Regions from separate parts of the Homo sapiens genome. Here region 2 is linked to region 1. A link is an interaction called in ENCODE POLR2A ChIA-PET data of the cell type or tissue named here. Cell type or tissue: Panc1. All regions are shown on one strand. Each heading gives the region's core, and the rest is flanking DNA. Links, peaks and the distances in the headings are about the cores only.

Region 1 (11,287 bases), core at 1,394-9,393:
CAGAGTTCTTGTAATGGTATAATTTTTAAAATCAAAAAAACTTTACATTTCATTTTCTAATTGTTGCTGTTTTGCAGAAATACAATTGTATTTTGTATATTGACTTTTTTTTTTTTGAAACAGAGTCTCTCTCCCTATTACATCTCTTTTATTTTTAGATCAATATGTGAAAGTTTGCTGGGTGCAGTGGCTCATGCCTGTAATCCCAGCACTTTGGGAGACCAAGGCAGGATGATCACTTGATCTCAGGAGTTTGGAACCAGACTGGGTAGCATGGTGAGACCCCATTTCTACAAAAAATTAAAAATTAGTTGGGGATGGTGGTGCAAACCTGTAGTTCCAGCTACTTGGGAGGCTGAGGCAGAAGGATCACTTGAACTTGAGATTTTGAGGCTGCAGTGAGCTTTGATCATACCACTGCACTCCAGCCTGTGTGACAGAGTAAGACTCTAAGAAAAAAAAGTATGGGGCCAGGTACAGTGGCTCACACCTGTAATCCCAGCACTTTGGGAGGCTGAGGCGGGTGGATAACGAGGTCAGGAGTTCGAGACCAGCCTCGCAAACATAGTGAAAGCCTGTCTCTACTAAAAATACAAAAAATTAGCCAGGCGTGGTGGCGAGTGCCTGTAATCCCAGTTATTTGGGAGGCTGAGGCAGGAGAATCGCTTGAACCCAGGAGGTGGAGGTTGCAGTGAGCCAAGATCGCGCCACTGCACTCCAGCCCTGGTGACAGTGTGAGGCTCTGTCTCAAAAATAAATAAATAAATAAATAAATAAATAGAAGAAAAAAATATGATAGAAGTTTGTGTGGACACTAAGTAAAAGACTGCATATTTTTTTTTTCTTTTCTTTTCTTTTTCGAGATGGAGTCTCACTCTGTTGCCCAGGCTGGAGTGCAGTGGTGTGATCTTGGCTCACTGCAACCTCTCCCTCCCAGGTTCCAGTGATTCTACTGCCTTAGCCTCCTGAGTAGCCGGGATTACAGACATGCGCCTGGCTAATTTTTTTATTTTCAGTGGAGATGGGGTTTCACCACTTTGGCCAGGCTAGTCTCGAACTCCTGACCTCAGGTGATTTGTCCGCCTCAGCCTCCCAAAGTGCTGGGATTACAGGCCTGAGCCACTGCGCCCGGCCACAAGACTGTATATTTCTGATGTGGAGCTTCCCTCTTCATGCCAAACTGTGATTCAGCCAAAAGTTGACTCTTGTATCTTGGGTGAGGGAGGCCACATTCAAGGAGTGCTGGTCTGAGCACGGTCTTTTTTTTTTTTGAGACAGGGTCTCACTCTGGTGCCCAGGCTGGAGTGCAGTCACGTGATCTCAGCTCACTGCAACCTCCGCCTCCTGGGCTCAAGCGATTGTCCCACCTCAGCCCCACAAGTAGCTGGGACTACAGGTGCAAACGACCACAACTGGCTTGTTTTGTTTGTTTGTTTGTTTGTTTGTTTTTGAGACGGAGTCTTGCTCTGTTACCCAGGCTAGAGTGCAGTGGCATGATGTTGGCTTACTGCAACCTCCACTCCTGGGTTCAAGTGATTCTTCTGCCTCAGCCTCCCGAGTAGATGGGACTACAGGCATGTGCCGCCAGGCCCAGCTAATTTTTGTATTTTTAGTAGAGACAGGGTTTCACCATATTGGCCAGGATGGTCTCGAACTCCTGATCTCATGATCTGCCTGCCTCGGCCTCTCAGAGTGCTGAGATTACAGGTGTGAGCCACCGTGCCCAGCTCCACCTGGCTAATTTTTGTATTTTTTGTAGAGATGGGTTTTTACCATGTTGCCCAGGCTGGTCTTTAACTCCTGAGCTCAAGTGATCCACCAGCCTCAGACTCCCAAAGTGGTAGGATTACAGGCGTGAGCCAGCGAGCCCGGCTCACACTGGGTGTTTGACCCTGCTTCTCTCTTTACTGTTTTGCAGGTTACCAGGACTTTTCCAGTCTAGTCAGCTGACTCTAGTCATATCACTGTGACCATTAAGAGCTCAGAAAAAATGTCCTGGCAATAGTACATTCTTTGGACAGGCTAGCCCTTGTTCATTTGGCTCCTCTATGACTCTTCATTCCTGGTATATTTCATGACATTGCTGAGTTATTACTCCGTTCTCTGAAGTCTAAATCCAATTTTCAGCAACTCATGGTTTAATTTATCTTGGTAATTCCCAATATCTTTGTGGTAGGCTGAATAATGACCCCCCCCAAAATGTCCACATCCTAATCCCCTGGAACCTGTGTATGTTACATTACACGGCAAAGGGGACTTGCATATGTGACTAAGTCTCATCTCATCATCCTGGATTATCTGGGTAGACCCTAAATGTAATCACAAGGACCGTAATATGAGGGAGGTCAAGAAGATCAAAGGAGGAAGTGAGGGAGGGGGCAGTTAGCAGCTGGTTAGGCAGATAGAGAGGGAGGGTCTCTGGAGAAGGACAGAGTGGGACAATGTTCACAGAAACAACTGAAGAACAGCTAAAGGGAAGAAATGTGGTTAAGAATTTCCCCTTGTGCCAGGATGTTGCTCAAAAGTGACTGTCCCAACCAAGGCGCAGGTGCAATAAATCAACCTAAATGTCCTTCACTTGACCCAGCTCATTATAATGTCATTAACATAACATTAGCATTGTGGTTTTAGCCCCCTGGTGGGTTTTGTTTAGGCACTCATGGATAATAACCAAGATGGAGTCACTCTGGCCAACCCCAGGCGTATACAGATGCAACACTCCTAGGAGGGAATTTTACCCTCCCATTTGAGCAAAGCCCACAAAAGACTTCCTGGCTTCTGCGGCATAAAAGACACAGAACTCAGCCCTGTTTCTGGCAACTTGCTTTTGTTGCAATAAACTGAGGAATGGAGAGACCAATATGAGAGAAACAGGAGGATTGTTTATTTTCGGTATGCACTGGCTCAGTGGACTCACATCCAAAAAGCTGAGCATTGAACAAAGACAGAGTGGGGTTTTTATAAGTGGCCTTACAGAAGCAAAACAAAAGCAGTTAATCATACAGTGACAGGTCACGTAATCTATAGCATAACATAATTTGTGACCTTACATAGCTGGTGGCCTTGCAGCTGCATCGAAAGAAAAACAAGAGCTGGCTAAATACAGACATTTGTAAAACATAATAATGCTTAAGAAGACTGAGAAAAGAGTAACAGTAAAATAATCTGTCTTTCTCTCTTTTTTCCCCCTCAACCTTGCTCTGGAAGCAGGGGAGTGTCTGGAGCCCATTCCTTTGGCCTTGGCTATTCCGACAGCGTTGTTAACAGTCCTTGAAATGAGCTTGCTAAGCAGAGGAAAACTTGTCCTTTTCTTTTTCTTTTGAAACCTTGCCTTGCCACATTCTGGGCCTTAGCTTTTACTTTTCTTGGGGTGAATAAGTGCAGTACTTATTATTATGATTGTTATTTTTAAATTTCTGCCTCGCTTTCAGGACCCCTCTCTTTGCTGAGAGTTTTCCTTTTGTTTAATAAATCCTGTTCTATTCTACTCACTCTCCACTGTCTGTGTGCCTTATTCTTCTTGGTCGTAGAGCAAGAACTCGGACCTAGCTGCACTAAGGACTAAGCAAACTACAAAGGAAGCAAGAGATTGGAGTGATTCAAGGAAGAAGCCACGAGCCAAGGAATGCAGGTGGCCACTAGGAGCTGAAAAATGCAAGGGAACCGATGATCCCCTCAGAGCCTCTGAAGGAGCCACCCCTGCCCATACCTTGACTTTAGCCCAGTGAAACTGGTTTTGAATTTCTGACCTTTAGATCTGTAAGATAATGAACTTGTGTTGTTTTAAGCACTGAGTTTTTGGCAGTTTGTTACAGCAGTGGGAAACTAATACAATCCTCTGCTTGCATAATCGGTCCCTTAGGCATGAGGGGAGGGTGACGACTCATTATGCATTTGATCAGGAAGGGTGGATTTGACCTGCTTATTGACCAGGGAAGGGTGGAGCTGAAAGGCATACAAACCTGCCATGCAGATGTAAACTAGGGGTGGAGCATACTGAAGAGATATAAGCAAGACTCTGGCCTACTAGGGGTGGAGCACACTGAAGAGATATAAGCAAGACTCATGGATAATAACCAAGATGGAGTCACTCTGGCCAATCCCAGGCATATACAGATGCAACACTCCTAGTAGGGAATTTTACCCTCCCATTTGAGCAAAGCCCACGGAAGACTTCCCGGCTTCTGCCACATAAAAGACACAGAACACAGAACTCTACTTCTACAAGAAGTAGAAGGTAGAGCCAGCAAGAGATACAAACAGAACATCCAATTCTCGTGGCAGGAGGATGGTGAGTTTGCACAGAGAAGGGGCACAGGATGATGGCAGGCTGAGCTGTAAATATTTTTAGGTATTTGGTTCCTATTTTGCTTATACCTAAATTAATGATAGAAAAGAGGATTTCCACTAGGGTTTTGGGCTGATTGCTTTTGGATGTGGGTTACTGGTACCCAGTGGGGAAGAGGATAGAGACACAGGAGGAGATGCCTGTTGGGAGACAACCCTACCCAACAGGTGCTGAATTCCAGGAGGATGTGTGAGGCTGGAGATACTCTCTAAGACTGGGGAACTCATCACCAGGAGGCTAGTGAGAGAAAGCAAGGGCCCCCCCGTGGAGTTGGACCTGACTGTAGCTGGATATTTTGCGAGTGGGTTAGTTTACACAATGACTTGTCAATGCTCCATTTATATGGATATAGCTGAAAGTCAGAAAGGAAATAGAAATCTGTGAGTTTAGCATCAAAATGCCGAAGGCATTTCAGAGTGTGTGTATTTTAGGTAGAGGACAGTCTCTGGGCTGTTGGCTTAGCTCTATCCATTCTTCTTGGACATGTAATTTTAAGAAGTGTGGTCATCTGGTTTCTGCCAAACAGATGAGGAAGCCAGGAGATGAGAACAGACAGACAACCCTAAGAGGCAAGAGCTGGAAGCCCATGTTAGAAATGCTAATAGTGGGCCAGGCGCGGTGGCTCACACCTGTAATCTCAGCACTTTGGGAGGCCAAGGCAGGCGGATCACCTCAGGTCAGGAATTCAAGACCAGCCTGACCAACATGGTGAAACCCCGTCTCTACTAAAAATACAAAAATTAGCCAGGCATGGTGGTGGGCGCCTGTAATCCCAGCTACTTGGGAGGCTGAGGCCGGAGAGTCACTTGAACCCGGGTGGTGGAGGTTGCAGTGAGCCGAGATCACGCCATTGCACTCCAGCCTGGGCAACAAGAGTGAAGCTTCATCTCAAAAAAAAAAAAAAAAAAAAGAAAAGAAAAAAAGAAAGAAATGCTAACAATGAAAAAACAATGAAAAACAAAATCAATACACACACAATGGTACCTCCAGCTGCTCCTGCCGCTCAGCCCTTCCCAAGAACTTCCCAATCTCCCTACAATCCACCAATCCAGGGTTAACTCCTGGCAGAGCAGGGAGCTTTCAGACTTTCCTCCACACCAAGTCTGGCTTCTGTCCTGATTGGTTATGTCCCAGCCTTATGGATACCCCTGAGCATAAACGTGCATTGCTTTAGTAATCAATTAAGCTAGCTAACTTTCCTCTCTCAGTATCTGGTAAAAGAAATCCAAAAACTACAGTTAGGGGTCATTTCTTTCCTTTCTTTCTTTTTTTTTTTGAGACGATGGAGTCTCCCTCTTGAGCCTCCCGAGTAGCTGGGATCACAGGCACATGCCACCATGCCTGGCTACTTTTGTATTTTCAGAAGAGACGGGGTTTCACCATGTTGGCCAAGCTGGGCTCGAACTCCTGACCTCAGGTGATCCATCCCCCTTGGCCTCCCAAAGTGCTGGGATTATAGGTGTGAGCCACTGTGCCTGGCCAGGGGTCGTTTCTTGCAGGGAGAATTATATATATATGTTATATGTTATAGGCCCAGCAGACATCAATATATTACAATGCAGGAGAATAATTGATGTTCATATTAGTGGGACTCAGTCATTAAGAAAAGTTTAATAAAATTCAGCTTTATCTTTTTAAAACTGTACCGTACATTTTAGAGGTTTTAAACATCTTGGTGCTTACATAGGATTGAGCCTGTAACCATCTAGAACTTACTTGTTCAGAGTGACTCATTCTTCAGGATGAGCTCACACTCCTGCATGAAACAGAACAATAGCCTTTCTGTGTTACTTACACCCAAATAAGCATATTCTTGTGTAGGCAGACTCTTTCTTTTTTGTTTGTTTTTTGTTTGTTTTTGTTGTTGTTTTTGAGACAGAGTCTCGTTCTGTTGCCCAGGCTGGAGTGCAGTGGCGTGATCTCAGTTCGCTGCAACCTCTGCCTCCTGGGTTCAAGTGATTCTCATGGCTCGGCCTCCCAAGTAGCTGGAATTACAGGCACGCACCACTATGCCTGGCTAATTTTTGTATTTTTAGTAGAGACGGGGTTTCACCATGTTGCCCAGGCTGGTCTTGAACTCCTGACATCAGGTGATCCACCCACCTCGGCCTCCCCAAGTGCTGGGATTACAGGTGTGAGCCACCGTGCCTGGCCTGCCAGACTCATTCTTTTATGCTGGTCCTGTGCAGCCTGGGCTAACGGTGCCTCCCTAGTCATTTGGTTCATGATCTGTCCCTGCTCACCTGGGCTGATGGTGCCTTCTTGCCCACCTGGGCTGGCCATGCCTCCCTGCCTCCTTCTTTTTCCTTGCCTCAGTGGGCCTTGTCGGGGGGGCAGTGGTAGAAGCAAGGAAGAACAAAGGCTCCTTTCTCCCTTTGACCTGATGTTGTAATAATGATAAACTTGTCAACTCATCTCCGACAGCCAATCCAACCATAGACCCTAGAAAAATAGGAGTTTAGAATTAAAAAAACAACCTTGATCAGCCAAGGATATGGTTGGATGAAGGCAGAAGGAAGCTCATAGCATAGAGAGACACACTAAAAATAAAAGCAACAAAAACAGAGCACACATAGGGCACGCACCTGTTGTCCCAGCTACTTGGAGGGGATGAGGCGGAAGGGGGTGCTGAGGCGGGAGGATCACCTGAGCACTGGGAGGCTGCAGTGAGCCATGATTGCACCACTGCACTCCAGCCTGGGCAACAGAGTGAGACCCTGTCTCAAAAAAGAAACCAAAAACCAAAAACAACAACAACAAAAACCCACTGCCACCACCACCAACAAAAGCAAACCCAAACAAACAATGTGCCTCCCAAATCCAAGAAGAAGACTCATGTTCAAAGGTGACGGAAAATTTCAGGTTTGAAGTAGACAAGGAGTCAGAAAATAGGCAACACTACTGACCACACCTGATTCTGGGTCCAGTATGTCCTTGGCAGTGTGCTGTACAGCGGAGGGAGGGGACCCTCTCTCTAGAAATATGCCCTCGTTGGCAGATGGCCTTGCTTCTCCAAGAGGCCATCATCTGATCTGACCCCCGTATTGCCTTAATTACTCACTTTCACACCAATTCTCAACACCAGCCAGGTCAACAGGTTGCTGGCCAGTCCAGGCTCTTGCCTGAGCGAAAGGCAAAACCAGGGCAAAGCTTCAGATGTGATGGGTGGATACGCTGCACAGCAGTTCTGCAGAGGGGCTGCTGGCATCACAGCTTCACAGACGCAGTATGTGCACTGTATTTTAAGGAGCTGTGTGAGGCAAGGAACGCCCCAGAGCTCTCCTGGGAAGCCCCAAATGCTCACCGCAGGGCAGTGAGACCCGTGGGGCTGGGAGCTGCCAGGAGTGGTGGGCCCTCTGCATTTCACTGTGCTCTCCCGCAAGCACTCCTCTCTCTGACTCTCCAGGGCCCCTCTTTGGGCAGTCTTCCCCTCCCCCTTGGCCCAGGCTTTCTCTGAGCTCCTTCCTGCTCCAGTTCCCCTCGCCTGGGCTCATCCAGTCCTCCCAGGCTTCCGTGACAGCCTGACATTTTAGTCTCTGCCTGCCTGCAGCTCCCTGATTCTTTCTGGGTCTCCCAATTCAGATTCCCAAGAAAAAATTCAGATGACTGAGTTTGTGTTTTCCTGCCAGTTTGATGTCAGGGGTCCTGCCTGGGCTTGTAAAGGGTCTTGGTCTCCTCAGCAGAGGTGGGGCCTTGTGATTTACAAGGTGGCCCTTTCCGCAGGGCTGGGAGTCAGCAGGTGGGCGTCACTGGTTTAGCAAGGACAGAAGAGTAGGTTTCTCATTTTTGCAAAGAAATGGTCCATAAGCTGGAGATTGAAGCATTTTTCCTCCAGTTCCCTCACTAACCAGCTGGGTGGCAATGATAAATCACTTCCTTTTCCTATAAAATGAGGGGTCTGAATAGATGCTAATGCCATTTGCTACACACCAGGCACTGCTCCAACTACTGCAGGCACATTTATTGCCGAATCCCCACAAAGGAGGTGCTATCACTAACTCCTTTTAAAGAAAGGAGGCGGCCAGGTGCGGCGGCTCACGCCTGTAATCCCAGCACTTTGGGAGCACGAGGCGGGAGAATCGCTTGAGTCCAGGAGTTTGAGGCCAGCCTAAGCAACATGGTGAAAACCTGTATCTACAAAAAGTACAAAAATTAGCAGGGCGTAGTGGCATGCGACTGTGGTCCCAGCTACTTGGGAAGCTGAGGCAGGAGGATTGCTTGAGTCCAAGAGAAGTGAGCTGAAATCGTATCATTGCACTCCAGCCTGGTGACAGAGAGAGACCCTGTCTCAAAAAAGAAAGAAAGAGAGAAAGAGAGAAAGAAAAGAAAGAGAGAAAGGAAGAAAGAAAGAGAAAAAAGAAAAGGAAGGAAAGCTGAGGCACAGAGCGCTGAGTTGCCCATGGTCACACAGTTAGCAGGTGGCACAGATCCTGTCTAGTTTCAGAATCCTTGTCCTTGAACATGCTTTGCTCTCTCTCTGAGATTCTTTCAGCTCTTGAGCTTTAGAAATGGAAGTTTCCAGCAAGTTCTTTGCAGCAGCTGATGTTCCCTATTAAATGACAGTGGGGAGTCTTAGAAGTATTCGGGAGGCCTACGTTCACCGCTAACATCCTTGTTGTGAAGGCCTGCTGACGTTTGCCATTCCAGGACCAAGTGGACAATGAGTTAAGCTAGGCCAGGAGGGGGTTCAGCTCCCCATAACAAGGCAGGGGTGGCCCTTTGTGTCCGGCAGCATGGTAGCCCCCCCGCAGGAGCTCCGGCTACCCTTTGTGTTTGACCTTGTGGAAGGGCATGGGAAATGCTGGCCTGTCAGCAGGCATAAACTCAAAAGTTTCTCCTTCAGCTAATTTCAGGGACTGTCTAGCCAAGTGAATACACAGGATTAGGTAATCCATGGATCCTGCGAGGGCAATTGGCTGATTGGCTTAGGTGTGCCCAAGAGCCCTGCAGGTGTCAGAACAAATCCATGTAGAAATGCAGACGCCCACACCAGCTTGAATGGCATAAAGGCACACATTGGAATGTGGCTCATGAGCTGGGACCCAGGATCAACCACTGGTTTAAGGAGAGGACCGTGAAATGTCCAAACATGGAGGCCAGGCCACCTCCCTGGATGCCTGGCTGAGGGCAGCCACATGTCTGCAGCGGTGGCTTGTGTCCATGACTGAGATGGGCAGGGTTTGCAGGCAGTGGTGATCCCATCAGCAGTCCCCAGATCTCTAATGTCAGGAGAAAGAGCATGGGAAGTCCGACGTCCAGGAAAGTCTTTCATCCTGCTTCTCCCTGCCTTGGGCCTTTTCCCATTTCCGCGGTCACCTGTCCACAATGGCTGCACTGTGTGGCTCTTCAGGTGTTCCTAAGACACTGAACAACCAAACCCATGGACTGACCGGATATGAAATTGACGTGGGAGGAGATCAGGCAGGTGCTGGGGCTGCCTGGCGCAATGCACGGAGCCAGAAGTGCTGTTATGGGGAGGGTGTTATTGTTTTAGTGGGTGCAGCAAAGGGTGGTTTAGCCAGCTGGGCAGATCAATTGTAAATTGTTATTTACAGTTTCTGAGCCTTTAAAAGAAGAGCTTCGCCGGAATCAGTCTTCATTACAGATGTGCAGCACCATGAGGGCCCTGGTGCTTCTGCTGTCCCTGTTCCTGCTGGGTGGCCAGGCCCAGCATGTGTCTGACTGGACCTACTCAGGTGAGCCCCTAGCTTCTGCATGCTCCCCCAGTTACCCTCACACCCTTACAACAGGACAAGTGCCCTTCTTCTTCTTCTTTTTTTTTTTTTTAGACAAAGTCTTGCTCTGTTGCCCAGGCTTGAGTACAGTAGTGTGATGTTGGCTCACTGCAACCTCCGCCTCCCGGGTTCAAGTGATTCTGCTGCCTTAGCCTCCCGAGTACCTGGGATTACAGGTGCCTGCCACCATGCCTGGCTAATTTTTGTATTTTTAGTAGAGACAGGGTTTCACCATGTTGTCCAGGCTGGTCTCGAACTCCTGACCTTAGGTGATCTGCCCATCTCCCAAAGTGCTGGGATTACAGGCATGAGCCATTGCGCCCGGCCAAGAGTCCTCCTTTAGGGCATTTCACAGGATGGCCAGGCAGCCCACTTGCCATATGTTGGGGGTCTGCTCATTGTGGCTTCAGATGTTACCTTTTCAGTGTCTCAGAAGGTATGGAGAATAAGCTGAACTTAAACTTCAAATAAGGAAAAGAAGGAAATAGCTTTCCCCTTCACAAACTCCTGATTTACTTACAGGCTTTTTGCTTTAAATTTTTTTCCATCCACAGTGTTGGCTGGTTCAAAAGCACACTCACTGCTTCTATTTGTAAAACCATTTGCTTTGTTGGTCCGTGTAAGTGGAAAACAAAGTTCTTAGAAAAGACTCTCGGTAACCTCACGGAAGGTGCTGTGGGGTTTGCGAGACCTTCTTTCTTGGAAATTTCATGGTAGGCAGTTTACCCAGAACATCTTGACATAAGGACCCAGTTCCCTTTGATCTGTGGGCTGCCAAAATGAGAGGTGTTTTTTTTTTTGTTTTTTTTTTTTTTTTGAGACAGAGTCTTGCTCTGTTGCCCAGGCTGGAGTTCAGTGGTGCCATCTCGGCTTACTGCAACCTCTGCCTCCTGGTTTCAAGCGATTCTCATGTCTTAGCCTCCCAAGTAGCTGGGATTACAGGCACTCATCACCATGCCTGGCTAACTTTTGTATTTTTAGTGGAGATGGGGTTTTACCACGTTGGCCAGGCTGTTCTCAAACTTCTGACCTCAAGTGATCCGCCCACCTTAGCCTCCCAAAGTGCTGGGATTACAGGCGTGAGCCACCGCGCCAGGCCCCAAACCAGACTTTTAAAATGTGAAATGTAAAATCCTGGCATTCAACATGGGTTCTGGTCCACATGTGAGCCAAAGCTAGAAGGCCGTGTCTGTGGACTTTGTGG
Region 2 (11,287 bases), core at 2,248-10,247, 260 kb after region 1:
TGAATAGAGCATTTGTCTTGGGTGGCCAGGCTTAAAGTTTAAAGGCATAAAAGGAAAATGGGATCTGATCTTTAATCAGAACTGCTGAGAATGAGAAGCGCAGAGCAAACTACCGACTGCATTGGGTGAAAAGTGAAAATGGTCGGTGGGGAGGTGCCACGGTCAGGATCTGAGGCGCTAGGATCTTGCCAGTGCCTTGGCGCCTTTCTCTGCAGTCCCCGGCCTGCCTCCCTTCTGCTCCCTCTCTTCCGGAGTCTGGTGCTGCCAATTTGCCAGGTGAGCCCCGCCAGCGTCCCATTGCCGGTTCTCGTGGCCCTCACCTTTTCCTTATACCTTCATCCCTGCAGGAGTCGCAGGACCTCAGCTGGCCAGTTGGCTCTGCCTGGAAGGTGCAGGTCTTGTCCTTGTCAGGGAGACTGGCAGCCGCAATGCTGTGCCTGTCCCAGGCTGAGCAAGAGGCTCCTGGTGTCGATTCTGGAGCAGCCACAGGCCTCAGCAGGCCCCCAAAAGTGATGACATCAGCACAGTACTGCACCAGCTCTGAGGGCCCCACTGCCCCTGCCATCTCCTCCTCCTCTCCCTCTCCAGTCTCCCTCTCCTCCCAGCACAGTGCAGCCTCCAAGGGCAGCCTCCACGGTGGAGATGCTCAAGCTAAAGCATGGGGACAGGAAAAAGCAACCACCAGGGTGGAGGGTCTCCCAGGGGAAGCACAAGGTCTGGGACAATGAGAGGCATCAGTCACCGAACCATCTCACAACTCGAACAACCCCAGAAGAGCGGGCTGGAGAGTGCAATGTGACATCACTTCCCATCTTGCTGGGAGACAGGGCTTTTGCCAAGAACGGGCCCCTGGGGATTCATCGGGCGACATTTTCATGCCACTGGCATAAATAAAGACTTGTACCAAAGGCTGCCATTCTGGGCAGAAGGTGCTGTCTAGACCCCCTTAGGGCTGCCCTCTCTGGCCCCAGGCCCCTGGCTCCTACCACCTAAGCCCATCACATCACCCAGGAGGGTCGGCAGCTGCTGGCCCCCACCCACATTCGCTGGCTTGGTTTTACTCTGCAGGGGAAGCTGGACTTCCTCCACATCCAAGTTCAACTACATGACATCAGGAACACAGCCTTTCTCCCGACACCTTCGAGCCTCTATTTGTCTCCAGTAGCTGTCCCAGAAATCATGGGTGGGAGCATTCAAAAATGTGGTTCCAGAGGTCCCCTTGCCCTAGCCCAAAAGGCTGCCTGAGCTGGGGATCCCTTCCTTACCCCCCAATCCGAAAGGCAGCCTGGCCTTCCAAACTGGAGTCCGTGGTTCAGAGTAGGAGATCCACAGTCAGGGCCCGGGACACGGCTTCCCCTGGCTGGTCTCAAAGTCTTCCTAACCCTCCAGGGGTCCGTCCTGGTCTTCCACGGAGTTTCCCAAAAGCGCGCGCCACACTTGGTGGGCGCTCAGCCCCGAAGCGCCTGTGAACACCGCCCATCCCAGGACGCACGAAGCCAGTTGGTACGAGCACCTAGAAGCAGCACTCCCCATTTGTCATCCTTCCCACGGGGAAGGCTGCCTGCTGCTCCGAGCCCTCAACTCCAATGAAGTACAGTCGTCAAGAAACGGTGGTCTAAATAAAGCCGGAGACTCACTCACTGCACCAATCAGCACCGTGCGTCCGTCTGGATCTCGGCGCCGGCTGCGCGCAGCCGCCAGGAGGTGGCCGTCGGGACGCGAGCGCCGCCCGGAGCAGTGGTGCAGGGTCTCCGCATCGCCGGCTGCTGCTGCAGCCCCGCAGCGCTCAGCACTGCTGACTTGGCCCGGGCGGCGGGCAGGCGGGCAGGCGGGCGGGGAGGGCGGGGGAGGGCCTGCTGCAGCTTGGGTTCTAACTGCCCCTGCGCAAGGAGACCGGGAGAAGCTGGCTGCAAGGGCTGGGCTGGCCAAGGCTGGGGCAGTTGCAAAGGGTGGGAGCGCAGCAAGCGGAGAAATACCCCTGAGTCAGCACTGGTGCATTGGGAGGTGTCCCGGAGAGCCTGGCCCACGACATGGACAGGGTGTCCGAAACGTACGCCCCTCTGTATCACCCTCTAGTCATGCACCCCCATCTAATTCTGAAACCAACTCTAGCCTCATTTTTTCCCCTCCACGATGATGGGCTGTAATGCACCCTGCTCTGAGGCCTGGGGGGAATGGAAAGACAGAATTCTCTTTCAAGCCCAACCCAGGCCCGGGGAACCCCCTAGATGTTACTGTGGGGTCACAGACAAGGCCGTGGGGATTTGACACGTGGGCAGGGACAAGGGCAACCCCAAAGCTAGTGGATCTGACATGGGGGTGACTGGGTGGTGTGGTGGGCATCATTTCATTCACTGCAGTGGATTTGCTGCCTGGGAAATGCAACCCCCACCGTCCGAGGTCCGCTCCTGTCTTACTAGCTACTTAGCAGCCAGCTTCCCTGTTCTGCTCCCTGAGAGATGAAGGTGTCCCAGGCTAAGATCCCTCCATCACCTGCCCATCCCTGAGGGTCTCATGTCACCTCAGCGGCTGGCACCTCCTCTTCCCAAACACCCCGTGGTGGCTTTGGCCCAGACAGTGCCTGCCTGAGGGAAGGAGGCCTCTGGCCATATGAAGACCGTAGAGGCCAGGGCGGCCATCCCTTGTTCATTTCATCCTGTGTAGTTCCTTTCACAAGCCCCACTGGAGTCATCTGCTCTTCCCCGGGACCCATTTGTGAAGTTCCTGTCTCCCTTGACCTCCCCGTAGGGAACCAGAGACCAGTGGGCAGGGACAGAGTGCTGGGGGCCAACAGTGGCATTTGCTCTGCAGCCCTCAACCAGCAGGCCTCTCCCTTGGCTAATTCCAGGCAGGAAGGACACTCGTTTGTCATCCAGGCTGGGAAGGGAGACACCAGAAGAGAAAAGTGTGTCTGGGCAGGCCAGGTCTGTTCTCTCCCTCTCCCGGGTGGAGAGGTCACAGATACCTCCATCCCATGGATGAGGGCAAACTAAAAAGTCCAGAGACAAACAGCTGGTCCTCGCAGCTTCCAGGGTTGGGAGTCAGAGGCTGGGATGGGTTACGGTTCAGCCTGCTGCACAGGTGAGTCTCCATCCTTAGCATCCTGCCATGCTGACTTCAAAAGACCCTAGTGCGTGGGACCCCAATGACTCGTTTCGGTGTGCTGGGCTCAAAATCGTTCGTGGCCAAGCACGTTAGTCTGGAAAATTTAAGTTGCTGCAGATTGATGGACAGAAGGAGAGATGGTTTTCAATATACAGGGAATGTATTTTAAAATGGAGCAAGAGACAGGGCTGCAAGGAGGGAACGGGCACTTCGAAAGCAGCCAGTAGAAAGTCGCTCCTAATTCTGGGGGAGGGAATTGTGTTCAGCCTGCAGAGTGCTTTTCTAGTCCAGGCGATGATTTGGTCTAAGACTTCATTAAACATTTGTCTATGAGCCCAAATTTCCCCAAATGACTGAGGTGTTTGGTATGAGCACATTGCATGCCCCAGGGAGCTTCAACGCCAGCAGCTTCCTGCCACGGTACAGGCAGGTTCTCTAAGCACGAGCTTTCAATTCAGGCTCCTGTCTATAGCGAGAACCAGAACACAATGCAGGGACCCACAGGGGTCATGTGGCTCCACCAGCCTCAGCCGTTCCCAAAAGCCCAGCTGCTGTTTCAGGGGCTTGCCTGGATAACTTATATCTGAGAGGTTTGCTGCACATCCTTTGAGTGATTTATGGTGAGATCTAAAATTTCTTTGTAAAAAGATACCCTTTTGCTTTGGGAGGGATCACAAGGAGCTCAGCCCTCCAGTGCCCAGGACCACCTGGGCAGATGCCACTGTTGGCACTGTATAATGTCGCCCCCCATGCAGACCTGATCTGAGCTCTGCGTGTCAGGGAATGCCACTTCAGCAGTGCCAGCCTGGGAGCTCCTCCAGCCGGCACCTACTGAGGCAGCAAATGACTTTGGGGAGGCCCTTTGGCTGGGTGCATAGGAGTCTGGGTCCCAGAGACCATAGCTCACATGTCTCAGGCTGCTTATGTACTTCCCCAGAAAGAGCCACTGTCCCAAGTGTGCTTCCTGCTGCTTTTGTGCAGTCCCATCTAGACGAGCCCCTTATGGAGACCCCTCCTCTTCTGCCTGGCACCCAATGCTCCCATCATTCAACACCTGCTACCAACACAGAAGCAGTCCATCCCCTTCTTAAATGCTACAGCCTCTGCCCCGGCGGCCACTAATCATTCTATTCGAGTTTCCCTCCAGAGCTCATCTCAGTAAATCCGGAAGAAGAAAACCTCCATCCCCAGTGAACAAGACCATGAAGGCTGCGTCAGTGTTCCCAGGTTTCAAGCCAAGCTGGAGAAAGATCACAACAGAGACCAGACCCGCATTCTCCGGCCCAATTCCACATGGCTGAGAGAGCCAGCTAACCAGACGCAAACACACGCGGCAGGATGGCACGCGACTGAGGCAAGGAATAAGCCTCAACTCATCAGTAAGTCCACGGGGTCTCCGCCCCCAGCATGTGGGAGAGGGAAACTAGCCCAAAGTCAGCGTCCTGATTGTGCTTTGGATTTGCCCAGGGCTGAGCACTCCCTGGTCCGAGGTACCCAACAAGCTGACCTGAGAATGGGCTGCATCCCCTTCCCTCCCTCCTTCCCTCCTTCCCTCCTCCTCTCCTTCCTCCTCCTCCTCCTCCTCCTCCTCCTCCTCCTCCTCCAGCTGACTCCTTCTGCTGCTGCCTCTGCCGCTGCTGCCTCTGCCGCTGCTGCGGTCTGCAGTCACTTGAAGGAGAAAGATTTCGCAGTACGGCATTCTTAAAGCTGCAGTGTCCAAATTCTCCTTCAAACCCCACTGTCACCGACATCAGCCAACTTACCGGGGTCCTTCGCAGAGGGTAGGTGGGCAAGGAGATGGGGATGGGGGGCTTGGAGAAGTCAGACAGGTGGGAACCAGACGCTCAGACTCTGGCAAGGGTAAAGAGGAGAAGCAGGCTGTACCGTGAGAGCCTCTGCAGTTAAACCAGGTTTCTGGGACTGCAGCGGGACTGCAATGGAGTAGTTTTTTTTTTTAATCGTAAAACCTCCACCAAAATCTTCTCCACAAACTTATACTCTTTGTAGCTTAATTAAAATACAAGGTGCAAACATAAAACCAACATGAGAAAGAAACCCAATCTTTAAAAAAAAAAAGAATTCAAACAGCAATTTAAAAAATTATTCCTAAAAATTTACTCCTGTGAGCAACTGACTCAGCTCTCCCCACAGTGCTGTGCCGGTAAGCCAACGGGGAAGGACCTGGATGGAGTTCTTAGCGCCCAGAGTTTCTGCAAAGTGCAGGCAGAGGACTCCGGCTTCTTAGGGGAGAAAGCTTTTTAAAACCCAAAGGAAAGGGGATCTTTCTGCTGGCTATCCAAGGAGCGTGTCAATGAGCTGATCTAGCATCCAGAAACCAACACACCCCTCCCTGAAAGTTACCTCTCTCCTCTGCTCAGCTGCTGCCGTCCTGCCTGGATGCTGGCAAGTTCAGACTGCTTCGGGAGAGGCAGGACCCGAAATAAGAAGTGTCAGCTGGGTCCCTGCACCCAAATGGTGCCGGGAGTCAATGCTGCAGGAGGCAGGGATGGTCTCCCCCACCATGCACCCGCCCCCCGCCGGTTGAATTTAAACCCCTGACACTGCAAGATGCTCACTCCTATAGAGACACCTCTCCGCGGAGCCTCCTCCCTCCCCCACGCTCTCACACAACTAGGTCCAAAGCTTTGCCCCACCTCCCAGATTTGTTCACCTGAAGATGCTTTTCTTGAAAAAACAAAACAAAACAAAAACAAAAACAGAAGATTGAGACTCTGCAGAGTCTTTAATCCTTAATTCTGGAGAAGGCGGGACTTGTTCAAAAGTTTGAGAATTGCAGCCTGATGCCCAGGAAGGAGCAGAGGTGATGAGCCGACAGTCTGCTTTGCACCAGACAAGTTGACACCGTTGCTTTATCAAGAAGGGCAGAGGTAGACCCGGGGTGAAGAGAAGAGGAAAATTCCTCTCCATCCACTGGCAAATTCTCAACCGTTTGGGAAATCTCTATTTTTGTTTTCCTTCAAGAAAACCCCATTTAAAAAATTGTCAGGCACATGAAATGTTCAAGATTGCCACTAAGTGTCAATTTTGTCCTGACACGTCTGTGATTCTTAAAATTCCCGTTCCTGCTTCTGTGAAAGTTAATAGTCTTTAAGATTGAGGTAGGGATTTAATTGAGAAAATTCCAGGAGAGAGAAGCACTTTAAATGCAGATATGGTTAAGATAGCGCATTCTAATATAACCCACAAGGGGTTAGGCAGAATAGATATACTGAGAGGTAGAAGGTGGTCAGGAATGTAGGTATTTCCAGGTTTTGAGTTTATCACAAACTCAGAGCCCAAGAAAGGAAAATAAAGGAGGAAGTGTGTGTGTGTGTGTGTGTGTGTGTGTTTGAGCGGGGAGACTAAAACTCCCCTTCTAAATAAACTGTTCAGAAAGACCAATTGCATCAATTCCATGTACATTTCATTACTGAAGTAAGACCAGGAGTGTGTGACTTGTTTCTAAACGGAGTGAGAGGGGAGGCTCTGCTGCCCGCATCCTGCTTGGGACACAGCCACACTGCTGCAGTGCACCACAACCAACGTGGGCACAGTGTTTTGCGGCTGCCCTCACCCGCCCTCCCTCGAGGACTTTGGCACACAGGTGAGGCTGTGCAGCCTGCGCTGTGCTGGCGGACAGAGACGAGGGCCAGCCTCGATCAGGCTGTCTTCCTTCTCCTCCTCCTGGCTGCACCCAGGCTGAGGTGGGGGAAGACCACAGACTCATGGGGTGTCATAGTGGGGAAGGCACCCCACAGAGCATGTAACCCAGTCCTTCCATTTCATGAATGGAAGAATGGAAAGGTGAGAAACGGCTGGGCCTTAGTCACCCAAGGTCACCTAGCCTGTGGGATGCAGCGCCTGGATTAGAATTTGGGTCTTCAGATTCTTTGTCCTATGATTTTCTCACTGTACCTGTCATTGCACCCTCTTGGGCAAGTGGTCGGCCTCTACCGCTTCCTCACGTGACCTTGACAATCACTTCTCTGCTCTGTGACTCAGTTTCCTCTCCATAGATGATGTGATAGATGATATGCAGACCAAAGCCAAAGAATTTCAACTCTGAAACCGGGAAAAATACCAAGTTGTCTTCTTGCAGCCAGAGGCAGAGAACAGGCACAGGGTTGAAGTCCAAAGCAAGCGTTTCTTTAGTCTCCTCCAATTTTGAAACCCAGAATGTCATCTGCATTCATTTCCCTGGCTGCCGTAACAACTGACCACAAGCTTGGTGGCTTAAAACAACAGAAATGTATTCTCTTACAGTTCTGGAGGCCAAAAGTCCAAACTCAAGGTATGCGCAGGGTTGGTTCCTTCTGGAGGATCAGAGGGAGAATCTGTCCCAGGCCTCTCTCCAGCTTCTGGGAGTGGCCAGCAATCCTTGGTGTTCCTTGGCTTGTACACACATCACTCCAGTCCCTGTGTTTGTCTTCCCCTCTGTGTGTCTTCTTCCCATAAAGACACTTGTCACTGGATTTAGGGCCCATCTTACTGCAGGATGATCTCATCTCCAGATCCTTAATTACATCTACAAAGACCCTTTTTCCAAATAAAGTCACATTCACAACTTCTAGCGGGACATTTCTTTCTGGGGCCATCTTTCAATCCACGACATCAACCAGTAAAAATTTTCATATGAGAACTGTCTCATGTGAAAACAGCAGTGAAATGTGATGGCCACCGACCCCATCTCAATTTTTTTTTCTTTTTTTTTGAGACGGAGTCTTGCTCTGTCGCCCAGGCTGGAGTGCAGTGGCGCGATCTCGGCTCACGGCAAGCTCCCCATCGAGGGTTCACGCCATTCTCCTGACTCAGCCTCCCGAGTAGCTGGGACTACAGGCACCCGCCACCACGCCCGGCTAATTGTTTTGTATTTTTAGTAGAGACGGGATTTCACCATGTTAGCCAGGATGGTCTCAATCTCCTGACCTCGTGATCCACCCGACTTGGCCTCCCAAAGTTCTGGGATTACAGGCATGAGCCACCGCGCCTGGCCCCCACCCATCTCAATTTTTTGAAGGGTTATAATATGGACTCCTTTGGTTATAAGAAGTTAATAGCTACATCTATAGAATGCTTGGTCTTTTTTTTTTTTTTTTTTTTGGAGACGGAGTTTCGTTCTTGTCGCCCAGGCTGGAGTGCAATGGCGTGATCTCGTTCACTGCAACCTCTGCCTCTCGGGTTCAAGTGATTCTCCTGCCTCAGCCTCCCGAGTATCTGGGATTATGGGCATGCACCACCACGCCTGGCTAATTTTGTATTTTTAGTAGAGACAGTGTTTCTCCATGTTGGTCAGGCTGGTCTCGAACTCCCGACCTCAGGTGATCCGCCCGCCTCAGCCTCCCAAAGTGCTGGGATTACAGGCATGAGCCACTGCACCAGGCCTCGCGCTTGGTCTTTTATAGTTTTTTTTTTTTTCATTTGTGTTGACATTTGATTCTCATACAACCCTCTCAAGGCAGGTGTTATCAGGATCACCCCCATTTTACAGTTGAGGAAACTGAGGCACAAGGAGGTTTGGGTCACATAGCTAGTAGGTGGCAGGATTTAGGCCATCTGGCTCCAGAATGTGTGCCCTTCTCCATGCTTCTGCTTAATCATGCCAGGGCTGCAGATTCTTCTCCGTCTCCACTTTACGCCATTGATTTTCTATCCAACCCAGGTCTCTGATTTGTGTCTCTTGCTGATATTTATTGGGCATTTTTGGATGAGTGCTCTGTACTGATCTAACTTTGGGCATCCTCCTTTGCTGTCTTTACCAGAGACGGTCTCTACTGCCTTTGCATACACAGGGGAAACTCACCAAACTTACTCGTGTGGATCAGCACAGGAAGTCATCCTAAGAATGGGGAATGGCGGGCATGGTGGCTCATGCCTGCAATTCCAGCACTTTGGGAGGCTGAGGTGGGAGAATCCCTTGAGGCCAGGAGTTAGAGACCAGCCTGGCCAACACTGCGAGACTCCCATCTCCAGGAAAAAAAAAAGAAAAAGAATGGAGGAAACTTGTTGTTGCACATCTAACTTGGCCAGAGTGACTAACAAAATGTCTCTTGGGGCAATAATTAATGGAAATGAGCATTCATTTTTAAATCAAAAAGAAAAAAGAAACTGAAGGACACTGGCAGCCTTTTGGACACTGTCAAGGTTGCAGGTCTTTGCTTTTGACCGCCCCTTTCCCAGCCATGTTTTGTCAAACTTGATGATCCTTTCCCTTTCTTCAAGAGCTAATTCTAACATATGTTTGATTTCTTCTTAGCCCCTAAGTCCTCACAGCTTTGGCATGCAAATACCCCTGTCAACTTAGGTCTTGATTTTCAAAAATGCATGCAGTCTAATTCCTGTTTGCACCTCCAGTCGTGGCGATGAGAAGTTTGCACACACAGGGGTGGAAGGCAGATACAGCTACATTCTTTTCCTTGGCTCCCTTTTGTGGGGTTAATATGCAACAATCCCACTGTCTCTTTTATTTTCAGTAACAGCAGGAGAAAACTAGGTTAAACCTAGGGAAACTGTTCTGTCTGGAAGTTGTTCTAAAATATTACCTCTAAAGTTAATCGCACAGTCTTTCCCTATTTTTTTTTTTTTTTTTTTTTTTGAGATGGAGTTTTGCTCTTGTTGCCCAGGCTAGAGTGCAATGGTGCGATCTCAGCTCACTGCAACCTCCGCCTCCCGGGTTCAAGCAATTCTCCTGCCTCAGCCTCCTGAGTAGCTGGGATTACAGGCATGCACCACCATGGCTGGCTAATTTTGTATTTTTAGTGGAGATGGGGTTTCTCCATGTTGGTCAGGCTGGTCTCAAACTCCCAACTTCAGATAATCCGCCCGCCTCAGCCTCCCAAAGCGCTGGGATTCCAGGCATGAGCCACTGCATGGCCGTCTTTCCCTTTTAAGGATGAGGCAGAACCCCTAAATGGCCGGAAATGGTGCTGCCTGGAGAAGAGGGCTGGCCAAGATAAACTCAAGATCGCCATTCTATTCAGGAGAGTCCCCATGTCTTAAATCATAAAAAGTCCCCTGACCTCTGGATGGTAAAACATCTGGACTGGAGACAGTTGCATGCATCATAGTGACTCTTCTTTCCGGATGAGTAAAGCCTTCTCTGATGACCTCAATGTGCTTGGCCTCTTCTCCACCAACACAAAACCACAGTTCACAGGGAGGGGAACAAGATGGCGGCTTTCATTATCAATAGAAGATGAAGGTTTTCCCTGCCTTGAATCTCTTATATAGCTCATGTTGATAACTGCACTGCATGGAGTTCATTCTGCTCCAAGCAATGCCATGTGAGGCTATGAAGATCACAAAGTCAAACGTAGGTCATGATTCGTAAACTCCCTTCCACCCAAAGCAGTCGTGTTCTTTCTTCCTCTTGCTTCTGCATCCTCAGCCATGGGCTGGCAACCTCCCATCCACCCAATCTGGCTCTTGGGATATTTAGCAAACCCATAAATGTTCAAATATCAGGTGGGCCAGCTTATATATGCACACTGTGGGTTTTCTGACTTGTTCATTTCATACGCGTTTGTGGAGTGCCTACTATGTGCAGAGCAGGGGAGAGATTCAAATTCAGTCCACGCTGATTGAAGTCTTTGCTGGCTTCTCCTTTTCCCTGAATGAAACTAAAGTTTTGCTTGCACCGCATAGATCGTTCCTGTGTCTTTGCTAAGATGCTGGGGGGTAACTGACTTCTGTGGAGATTCTTCTCAAAGGAGTCTTGTTTAACAGAAGAATGAAGACACTAACTACAAAGGAATGAAGGATGCATTTTCAGATCCTGCAGCCAAATGAAAAATATTTCCATTGCATGGAAGCCTTCCTGGGGTCCCTGACATGCATAGGATGTCATGTCATGACATGAGCCATGAACATCTCTGCACATGGAGCCCACATCCCTTGGTCTAGCCCCAAACGTCCCCTTATCAGAGTCCTTCCTTCAAGACAGCACCCCAGCTCCTTCTCACCCCATCCCTCGCTCAGCCTTTTTTCTCTTCCAAGCATGTGTGTCGGCACCTGGCATTATACTTATTTGTTTATTCTTTTTTTGAGATGGAGTCTTGCTCTGTCACGCAGGCTGGAGTGAGGCGGCACGATCTCGGCTCACTGCAACCTCCACCTTCTGGGTTCAAGCGATTCTCCTGCCTCAGCCTCCCGAGTAGCTGGGATTACAGGTGTATGCCACCATGCT

What was found. Peaks named below come from ENCODE experiments on the same cell type or tissue, not always from the same donor. Only the 100,000 strongest peaks of a DNase experiment are listed, where the experiment ranks them.
Region 2: POLR2A ChIA-PET joins it to region 1 with 10 read pairs; 2 of 35 experiments call an interaction of 5 or more read pairs at or near these places.

The regions. Positions count from the first base shown.
Region 1 is chr1:8,935,922-8,947,208 of GRCh38, forward strand. CA6 (carbonic anhydrase 6) reads left to right here and starts at 9,947. Exons shown (of 8, transcript NM_001215.4): 1 at 9,947-10,044. The coding sequence starts at 9,966. In Panc1, for the core only: no CTCF peak of the experiment used is centred there; a DNase peak (open chromatin) is centred at 6,110; H3K27ac peaks cover 620 bases.
Region 2 is chr1:9,197,113-9,208,399 of GRCh38, forward strand. No RefSeq gene overlaps it. Among named protein-coding and RNA genes, the nearest start is that of MIR34AHG, 20 kb to the left of the region's middle. RefSeq lists an enhancer at 915-1,435. In Panc1, for the core only: no CTCF peak of the experiment used is centred there; no DNase peak of the experiment used is centred there; H3K4me3 peaks cover 1,517 bases; H3K27me3 peaks cover 375 bases.